Regions from separate parts of the Homo sapiens genome. Here regions 2 and 3 are each linked to region 1. The links are chromatin contacts, found by Hi-C or POLR2A ChIA-PET in ENCODE. All regions are on one chromosome and are shown on one strand. Each heading gives the region's core, a stretch centred on a gene start or an enhancer-like site at or near the end of the contact. The rest is flanking DNA. Distances are from core to core; before and after follow the strand shown. Region 1 holds the start of LIRIL2R (lincRNA regulator of IL2RA). Region 2 holds the start of EXOC2 (exocyst complex component 2). Region 3 has its middle 18 kb from the start of EXOC2.

What was found. Hi-C counts contacts between places; a loop is a spot of excess contacts on that map. ChIA-PET counts read pairs that join two places held with the same protein, here RNA polymerase II (POLR2A). Pooled maps may share reads with other maps.
Region 2: a pooled map shows a loop between it and region 1 (2.9-fold over the local background). The contact joins the promoter of EXOC2 here to the promoter of LIRIL2R in region 1. A Hi-C loop is called at or near these places in 1 of 168 maps with a recorded cell type or tissue (naive thymus-derived CD4-positive, alpha-beta T cell), 6 of 37 single-sample maps with no recorded cell type and 13 of 50 pooled maps. POLR2A ChIA-PET finds 5 or more read pairs at or near these places in 4 of 52 experiments (CD4-positive, alpha-beta memory T cell, OCI-LY7, activated CD4-positive, alpha-beta T cell and 1 more).
Region 3: a loop to region 1 is called in a map of OCI-LY7, with 6 times the contacts of the local background. The contact joins the enhancer-like site here to the promoter of LIRIL2R in region 1. A Hi-C loop is called at or near these places in 8 of 168 maps with a recorded cell type or tissue (CD8-positive, alpha-beta T cell, GM12878, IMR-90 and 5 more), 3 of 37 single-sample maps with no recorded cell type and 17 of 50 pooled maps. POLR2A ChIA-PET finds 5 or more read pairs at or near these places in 3 of 52 experiments (Caco-2, OCI-LY7 and activated CD4-positive, alpha-beta T cell).

Annotation. Positions count from the first base shown.
Region 1 is chr6:179,015-181,714 of GRCh38, forward strand. It overlaps LIRIL2R (lincRNA regulator of IL2RA), which reads left to right and starts at 1,381. Exons shown (of 2, transcript XR_926349.3): 1 at 1,381-2,700. LINC03066 (long intergenic non-protein coding RNA 3066) reads right to left here. Exons shown (of 8, transcript NR_126020.1): 8 at 2,452-2,681.
Region 2 is chr6:691,884-694,685 of GRCh38, forward strand. EXOC2 (exocyst complex component 2) reads right to left here and starts at 1,256. Exons shown (of 28, transcript NM_018303.6): 1 at 1,136-1,256. RefSeq lists an enhancer at 583-1,469 and silencers at 876-945, 956-1,015.
Region 3 is chr6:710,059-712,758 of GRCh38, forward strand. No RefSeq gene overlaps it. Among named protein-coding and RNA genes, the nearest start is that of EXOC2, 18 kb to the left of the region's middle. Within about 2 kb of position 1,358, at least 35 of the 41 ENCODE cell types and tissues checked have a DNase peak (open chromatin) inside an H3K27ac peak, as active enhancers do; they include CD8-positive, alpha-beta T cell, GM12878, IMR-90 and 3 more, where a contact is called at or near this core.

The DNA of each region.
Region 1 (2,700 bases), core at 131-2,630:
GGCTCGCATGGCCAGCTTTTCCCTTATTTGGCCCTGCCCATGTCCTGCTGATTGGTCCATTTTACAGAGAGCTGATTGGTGCGTTTTTACAGAGTGCTGATTGGTGCATTTACAAACCTTTAGCTAGACACAGAGCACTGATTGGTGCATTTTTACAGAGTGCTGATTGGTGCACTTACAAACCTTTAGCTAGACACAGAGTGCTGATTGGTGCGTTTTTACAGTCTGCTGATTGGTGCATTTACAAACATTTGGCTAGAGGGAAAAGTTCTCCAAGTCCCCACCCAACCCAGAAGCCCAGCCGGGCTTCACCTCTCAGTAGGAGCGGGGTGCAGGTAGGATCAGGGTGCTGGAGGGGCATGGGAGGGTAGGACAGAGTGCGGTAGTGAGAGGTGACAGAGTGCTGGCAGCCCTCACTCGCTCTCGGTGCCTCCTCGGCCTCGGCGCCCATTCTGGCTGTGCTTGAGCAGCCCGTCAGCCCAGCGCTGCACCGTGGGAGCCCTTCTCTGGGCTGGCCGAGGCAGGAGCCGGCTCCCTCAGCTTGCGGGGAGGTGTGGAGGGAGAGGCAGGGGCAGGAACTGGGGCTGCGCATGGCACTTGTGATCTAGCTAGAGTTCCGGGTGGGCGTGGGCTTGGCGGGTGGGCGTGGGCTTGGTGGGCCCCACACTCAGAGCTGGCTGGCCGGCCCCACCAGCCCCAGACAGTGAGGGGCTTAGCACCCGGGCCAGCAGCTGTGGAGGGTGCTCTGGCTCCCCGAGCAGTGCCGGCCCACCGGTGCTGCGCTCAATTTCTCACTGGGCCTTAGCTGCCTCCCCACGGGGCAGGGCTCGGGACCTGCAGCCCACCATGCCTGAGCCTCCCCCCAGCCGCCGTGGGTTTCTGAGCAGCCTGAGCCTGCCCAAGGGGTGCCGCCCCCTGCTCCACAGCACACAGTCCTATCGATGCTTAAGGGCTGAGGAGTGCTGGTGCGTGGTGTGGGTGTGCAGTGTGGGACTGGCGGGCAACTCTGCCCACGGCCCCAGCGCAGGATCCACTAGGCAAAGCCAGCTGGGCTCCTGAGTCTGGTGGGGACTTGGAGAACTTTTATGTCTAGCTACAGGATTATAACACCAATCAGCACTCTGTGTCTAGCTAAAGGTTTGTAAACGCACCAATCAGTGCTCTGTGTCTAATCTAGTGGGGACTTGGAGAACTTTTGTGTCTAGCTAAAGGATTGTAAATGCACCAATCAGCACTCTGTGTCTAGCTCAAGATTCCTAAATGCACCAATCAGCACCCTGTCAAAACGGACCAATCAGCTCTCTGTAAAATGGGCCAATCAGCAGGATGTGGGTGGGGTCAGATAAGGGAATAAAAGCGGGCTGCGGAGGCAACCGTGGTAAGCTGTGCTTGCATCATGTTTGGAAACTGTCGTACTGCGCGAAGCTTTGCAGCTTCCCTCCTTAAAGGCAGTGAGATGGCAAACCCACTGGGAGGAATGAGAAACTCCAGGCGCACCACCTTAAGAGCTCGTGACACTCACTACAAAGGTCTGCAGCCACTCCTGAAGCAAGCGAGACCACAAACCCACCAGCAGAAAGAAACTGAACACGTCCAAACATCTGAAGGAACTAGCTCCAGACACACCATCTTTAAAAACTGTCACACTCACTGTGAAGGTCTGCGGCTTTATTCTTTTAGTCAGTGAGACCAATTCCAGACACAAGACCATCTCATCTCAAGAGACCAGGACGTCCGGGCACCCCTAGAATGTAGCTGCTGGCAGAGCCTGAAGTCTATCCAGCTCATGCTCTTCCCTGATATCCTTGACAGATTGTGGGATGGTTCAGCCTCTGCAAGGACATGGCCAATGATGGGGGGCTGGTTTTGGGGGCAGCACTCTAGGCAAGGGAAGAAATAAAGTGTCTGGGAACTGGCGTGGTGAAGGGGCACTTTGTGGAGAAGATGTGTTCACATTTGGATGTGTCGAGGGTGGAATGATATGAGGAAAGTCAAAGGGTGCCCACCCCCAGAGCCTAGGTGTGGGCACAGCACTGCACCACGCCTTAGGGGAGATTGGACTCTGGGCAGAGATCCCAAGAGAAGCAGGAGTTGGAGTCTTGGGGGCCAGTGTGATAGGGAACTAACTTTACTTTAAAGCCAATTTGTCAGTAAGAAAAAACGAGGTGCACCTTGTAGGAGAAAAAGTCACAAGCTTGGTGTGCTTGAAGTCACAAGCCTTGCTGTGCTTGGTGAGAGGGATCCCGAGTGTACTTGAGGCACTCTCCTGTTTAAAAGGGGAACGGTGGTTTTCTTTTCTCAGTGTAGGTTAGTGTAAAAAATCTGCTTTGTAATTGCATAAGGTCTCAGCACAAACAAAATCACAGAAAATGTGAAATGTATTATAACAGTCAACTTGCTTAGAATGTAGTTGAACCTGCATGCAGTATTGAGACACCAGACAACTGTTTTCAGTCTCCACATTTCTTTCATTTCCTTTATGAAAGTTACATTAAGAAAAAAAATAACTCCCTTGAGTATTCTGATATTTTCGGTGAGTGAAACAGTAATCTCAGCAAAGTTCAATCTTGGTATCAGACAGAATTTCAGGTTGTTTCATCTAATTGCCACTTAATACCAAAGACATGATGTTTATTAGCATGTATTTCTAATGAGAAACTATTATAGTCGTCCTCAATTGTCTGAAATATGAAGCGGAAA
Region 2 (2,802 bases), core at 6-2,505, 510 kb after region 1:
CATGTAAGTACTAAGCACACATCACCCTCTTTCTATTACTACTCTGGGAATCGCCAACTTTTAGCACAAAAAAATCATCTTTGAGAAGATTCTGGCTTTCAGTTGATTTGTCATTAAAGGAGTCAGTTACACAAAGCATGGGCCAGTACATACTAACATTCATAAACAAAACATTATTATGCATTAGAAGACAGATCCACATAAGCTCAGAAGTAACTTTTCAATATTGCATAGTGCACACAAAAAGATTTAATTAAAGTGTGGCTAACTTAGAAAAAATATTTTTTAAGTGTTCCTTGTAAGTTTACTCACAGATTCATAAAGGCATCAGACTTAAAATTTCTCAGACTTATTAGTATGTTGACCTTTGGCAGATTAAAAATAACTTACTTCCATTCAAAGACGAGTTCTTTCAAGAACTATTTCTCGGAATTACTAAAGTGTTTTCTTAACAATCTTGGGATACAGGGTTACGCATCACCAGGCTTCCAGGCTGCTGGTGTGCGGACCTGGAGCCGGCGCGCAAGGTCTCAATGGCAGCTACAACAGGACCTCAGGCTCTTTGCTCAAGCACTCTGAGCCGCCGCTCCCCTATCCGTAAAATGGGTCACACGGCAGCGTACATACACCCGCGCGAGGATCAAGTACGTGCACGCAAACGCTGACAACAGCGGCAGGCGCCTTTTAAGCGCTCAGGACAGCCAGAGCGGGATGCACGCCTAGGCAGACAGGTAACACCCGCCTCGCGTTCACTTTTCCGGAGAAATTCTCAAATCTCACGGAGTGGCAACTGCGCAAGGGCGAAGCGGCGCAGTCTGGGGCCAGCTCCAGCGGGCGGGGCCTGGAGTCAGCCCTCTGCAGCCCACGCCCCTCACCGGCGCAGGTGGGGACCGCGGGGGTGCGAACTGGCGGGGGTGGGCGCGGAGCCCAGCAGGCGGCTGACGGCGGGGATGGGGGCTGCGGGGCTGGGAACCGCGGGGGGTCGCGGGGCCCCGCAGGTGACCGACGGCGCCAGTGGGCGCGGCTGTCCCTTCACCGCTGAGGCCTGGACGGACGCCGCAGGCGGCCACCTCCGTGCAGCTGACGTCCATGTCCCGCTGGCCTTCGGCCAGGCCCTCCAGCCTCCCACACATACCTCCAGCCGTCCTGCCGCAGCTCACGGCCGGCACAGACAGGGCCCGGTAGGTCTCGCCGAAGACTCCGCGGCCGCCAGCCGCCGGCACCTCACTTCCGCCCGCCGCGAGCGCCGAGCGTGTAGATCCGCCTGGCAGTCGAGCGCCGAGTCCTCGATGGGCGGAGCCTTCAGGGGAGGGTAGAGGAGGGGAGGAGACCGGCGCGGGTGCTGGAGGTCAGCAGGGGCCGTGGGCGGTGGACGCTGGAATGCCTTGGGTTCCGAGGGACCCAGCTGCCTGAATGGACACGAGTAGGAGGTTTTTGCTGGGCGTCTTTGCGGTGGCGGGAAGCGGTGAGGGAGGGAAAGAAGGATACAAGCTCAAGGGGCAGGCCGGGTGCACCATCCATCCCCGTGCCCTCGGGTCATCTCAGGGAGACTGTGGGATGATAGTGCGTTTGTGGGCCACAGTTCACAACGATGGGCCCTGCATCGGGTCAGAGGACCCCTCCGGAACAGGGGGATGCACAAGGTCAAGAGAATGCATGGAATCAGAGGGCTGCACCAGGTCAGGGGGGCTGCACCGAGACCAGAGGAAGCATCAGGTCAGGAGGATGCACTGGAGTGTGCATCCCCAGGGGGCCACACTGGGTAAGGAGGATGCACCAGGTTAGGAGGCAGCACTGGGTCAGAAGGATGCACTGGAATCAGGGGACTGTACCAGGTTGGGGGGCGTGCCTCAGGTCAGGAGGAGGCACTGGGGTCCGGGGGCAACATTGAGTCAGGGGCAGCCCTAGGTCAGGAGGATGCATGGGGTCAGGGGGCTGCAGGGGTTTGAGGGCTGCACTGGGTCAGGGCGCCATACCAGGTCAGGGGATGCGCAGGATCGGGGGAGATGCCCGGGGTCGTGGGATGCTGGGGGTTGGGGGGATGCTCGGGGTCGGGGAGTTCTCGAGGTCGGGGGATACTCGGGGTCAGGGGGTTCTCAGGGTTGGGGGGATACTTAGGGTCAGGGGATGCTCTAGGTTGGGGGAAGCTCGGGTTCAGGGGCTATGGCCAGGGAGGAAGGACAATCAGGAAAGTGGGGGTAGCGGATTCTGGAAGCTAAATAGTTTCAGGAAGGAGGAATTGATAGCCAATGTTCAGAAGTACTGTGAGGCCAAGACTCCAGAGACAATTGAGTTTGGCATATGCCAGTCATTGGCATCCTTGACAAAAGCAGTTTCAAAGGAGTGTGGGGAAGCTACATCTCGTCAGAGTGGACTGTGAAAAGAATATTAAGTGAAGTGGAAAAAAGTAAGTTTCAACAACCTAGGTTGGCAGATTTAGCAATAAAAATACAAATACCCAGTAAAGTTTAATTTCAGATAAACAACAAGTAATTTGTAGTATAGATATATTTATCACTAAACTAATGTTGCATGGGATATACTTCTACTAAAACATTGTTTTGAGAGGTGACAGCGTGCTGGCAGCCCTCACAGCCCTCGCTCGCTCTGGGCACCTCCTCGGCCTTGGCACCCACTCTGGCTGTGCTTGAGGAGCCCTTCAGCCCACCGCTGCACTGTGGGAGCCCCTTTCTAGGCTGGCCAAGGCCGGAGCCGGCTCCCTCAGCTTGTGGGGAGGTGTGGAGGGAGAGGCGCTGGTGGGAACCCGGGCTGCGTGCGGCACTTGCGGGCCAGCGCGAGTTC
Region 3 (2,700 bases), core at 108-2,607, 530 kb after region 1:
TCCAACATGAAATCAAAAGTCAGTTTTAAGGTGTAAATTATCTAAGCCAGGTATATAAATTTAATTTTTGCCAAAATTGTGTTTTTACATGAATCCATTGAAATAGAGCCTTCTGTGAATGGTAGGCAATACAAAATTTATAGCGGTGGTAGATTATTAGAGCGACGTGGTATAGCATCTTGAGAAAATAAAATATTTCACCGTCAACCTTCATATTCCTAACAATGCTAGTGTAACACGCACATTTTGAAATTTGTGTGAAGCCCCAGTGCTACAGTGATGAAGCAAGCTCTTTTTTAATTTTAGTTTTTTTATATTAATCTGACCAAAATTTAGATTCAGTCCATTTTATGATGATTTTAGACACTCGGCATCAATTGTTCCATGGTACCAAATAACTTTTTATATTACCTCTGATTTGTCTTTTGCTTTTCACAGCAACTGAGCACATCACTGTGTTTTCCCCTTTTCCCTGAAGAAGTAAACTTGTCTTTTTAGTCTCATGACAAAAGCAGGCAACTCTGGTGGCTTATATTTAGTTACAATTTATAAAGGCAGGACTGCGAGTCAAACCCGGGACGTTTTTTTCTGTTGTGTGTTTGCGTGCTGACGGGGACTGGCTTTTCTTCTTCTTCTTGTAGTTTGAAATGGAAACGCTGCACTGCTGAGAAAATACCACGGAAATAGAACCCACTGCATTCCAGGAAAATAAATAAGCAAGGCCACCCAAATTTTCAATGAGTGCTCCTGCAGAATGCAGGAAATGGCAGGAGATCCGTCCGAGGCACCCCAGGCCGGGTCGTGGGTAGAGAGCAGGGACGAGGGCTGGGAGGGGACGCAGGCACAGGGTGAGGGTGGCCCGTCTCCAGGGAGAACTGCGCGCTCACAGGCGGGGCCGGCTTCCCGCATCAGCCCGGCCGGGCTGCAGGTTCTGAGCGAGGGGGCGGCCGTGCCTCACTCTGGGCGGGACGCGGCCTGGTGCAGGGACGCTCACTTCCAGTGGCATTTCCCGTCTTACACGATGAGCTTCATCCACGTTCTCCATAACCCCCTCCCCGCCACGGGAAGCGTCAGCCACCTGGAACAGCCCTATTCTGCTCGGTTGTAAAAAGCGTCAGGCGCTTTTGATTTGAAAAGCGTTAGGCCTGGGAATCGCTGTTGCTCCCTCGGTGGGCACGCCCTGCTGACACGCCCTAGCCCACCGGGGAAGCCACTGGCCACGAGGGAGCGAGGCGCACGGGTGTCTTCCCTCCCCAGAGTGAGTGTCAGGGAGGAAGCCAGGTCTTCCAGGGCGCTGACAAGGCAGGGCCGGGCTCCTTCCCTCCGTTGTGTTTCTCTGAAATGTTCGAATCACTGGTGTGACGGGAGCACTTAAAGCCGAAAAAGGAAAGACGAAAGCAAAGGATTCTTCAGGGCACATGTGTACAGACTCCTGCTTCCCCTCACTTGCTTTCTGTTTCACTTCTCAGATCATCACTACAGCGTTTGCAGCTTTCCAGCTCATCATGCTGAACTGAAGACAAGACGAGGGGAAAATCAAGGGTGGGTTTTTCCGCAGCACCGTGGTGTCCCGGCTTGGGATACGTTTTATCTGTTGTGAGCCTAAACCTTTTTTACTTCTCAAGCCAGGCCAAATTTTTGGATCCCCTTCAGGTTGCATTGGTAAACAAGAAGGAAATGTACACATTCTATTTATTCTTACAACCAAGAAATGAACTAATTGAGTAGCTAGTGTGGACCACAGTTGCAAAGGAAGGAACTCACAAGCGAGCTCTTCAAGCTGTGATTATGTGGGCAGGAACAATGGCCTGGGTAAAGAGAAGATGAATAGCCATCACTCCAGCCAAACAGCAAATATGAAACTCAAATTGTGCTTTGTTATTTTTCAAATAGCAATGCTGTGTATTTGTGGGAATCATAGGAGAGATTTTTTAAAAATTCTTATCTGCAAAGGTAGAATGAATGGGAACAAAAGCACTGACTGTGTATTTCTTCTTAGTCAGCTTCTTCCAGTTGAGCCCATTTTCTTGGCAAATCAACTCTTTTGTTAGGTTGAAAAGGGTATCATTTCCTTTTCACAGTAAAATCAGGAATTTCATTTTGTGCAATACTACAGCATTTCCTGTCATTGAATTCTAATGGTTTGGGAGTGTGTTCTTTACCTAGCTTTCCAATACAAAGCAAGGAACAGAAAAAAAAAGTCTCTTTCCATTTGCAATAGTTTCTTTTTTTTTTCTTTTTTTAAATTATTATTATACTTTAAGTTTTAGGGTACATGTGCACAATGTGCAGGTTAGTTACATATGTATACATGTGCCATGCTGGTGCGCTGCACCCATTAACTCGTCATCTAGCATTAGGTATATCTCCTAAGGCTATCCCTCCCCCCTCCCCCCACCCCACAACAGTCCCCAGAGTGTGATGTTCCCCTTCCTGTGTCCATGTGTTCTCATTGTTCAATTCCCATCTATGAGTGAGAACATGCGGTGTTTGGTTTTTTGTCCTTGCGATAGTTTACTGAGAATGATGATTTCCAATTTCATCCATGTCCCTACAAAGGACATGAACTCATCATTTTTTATGGCTGCATAGTATTCCATGGTGTATATGTGCCACATTTTCTTAATCCAGTCTATCGTTGTTGGACATTTGGGTTGGTTCCAAGTCTTTGCTATTGTGAATAGTGCCGCAATAAACATA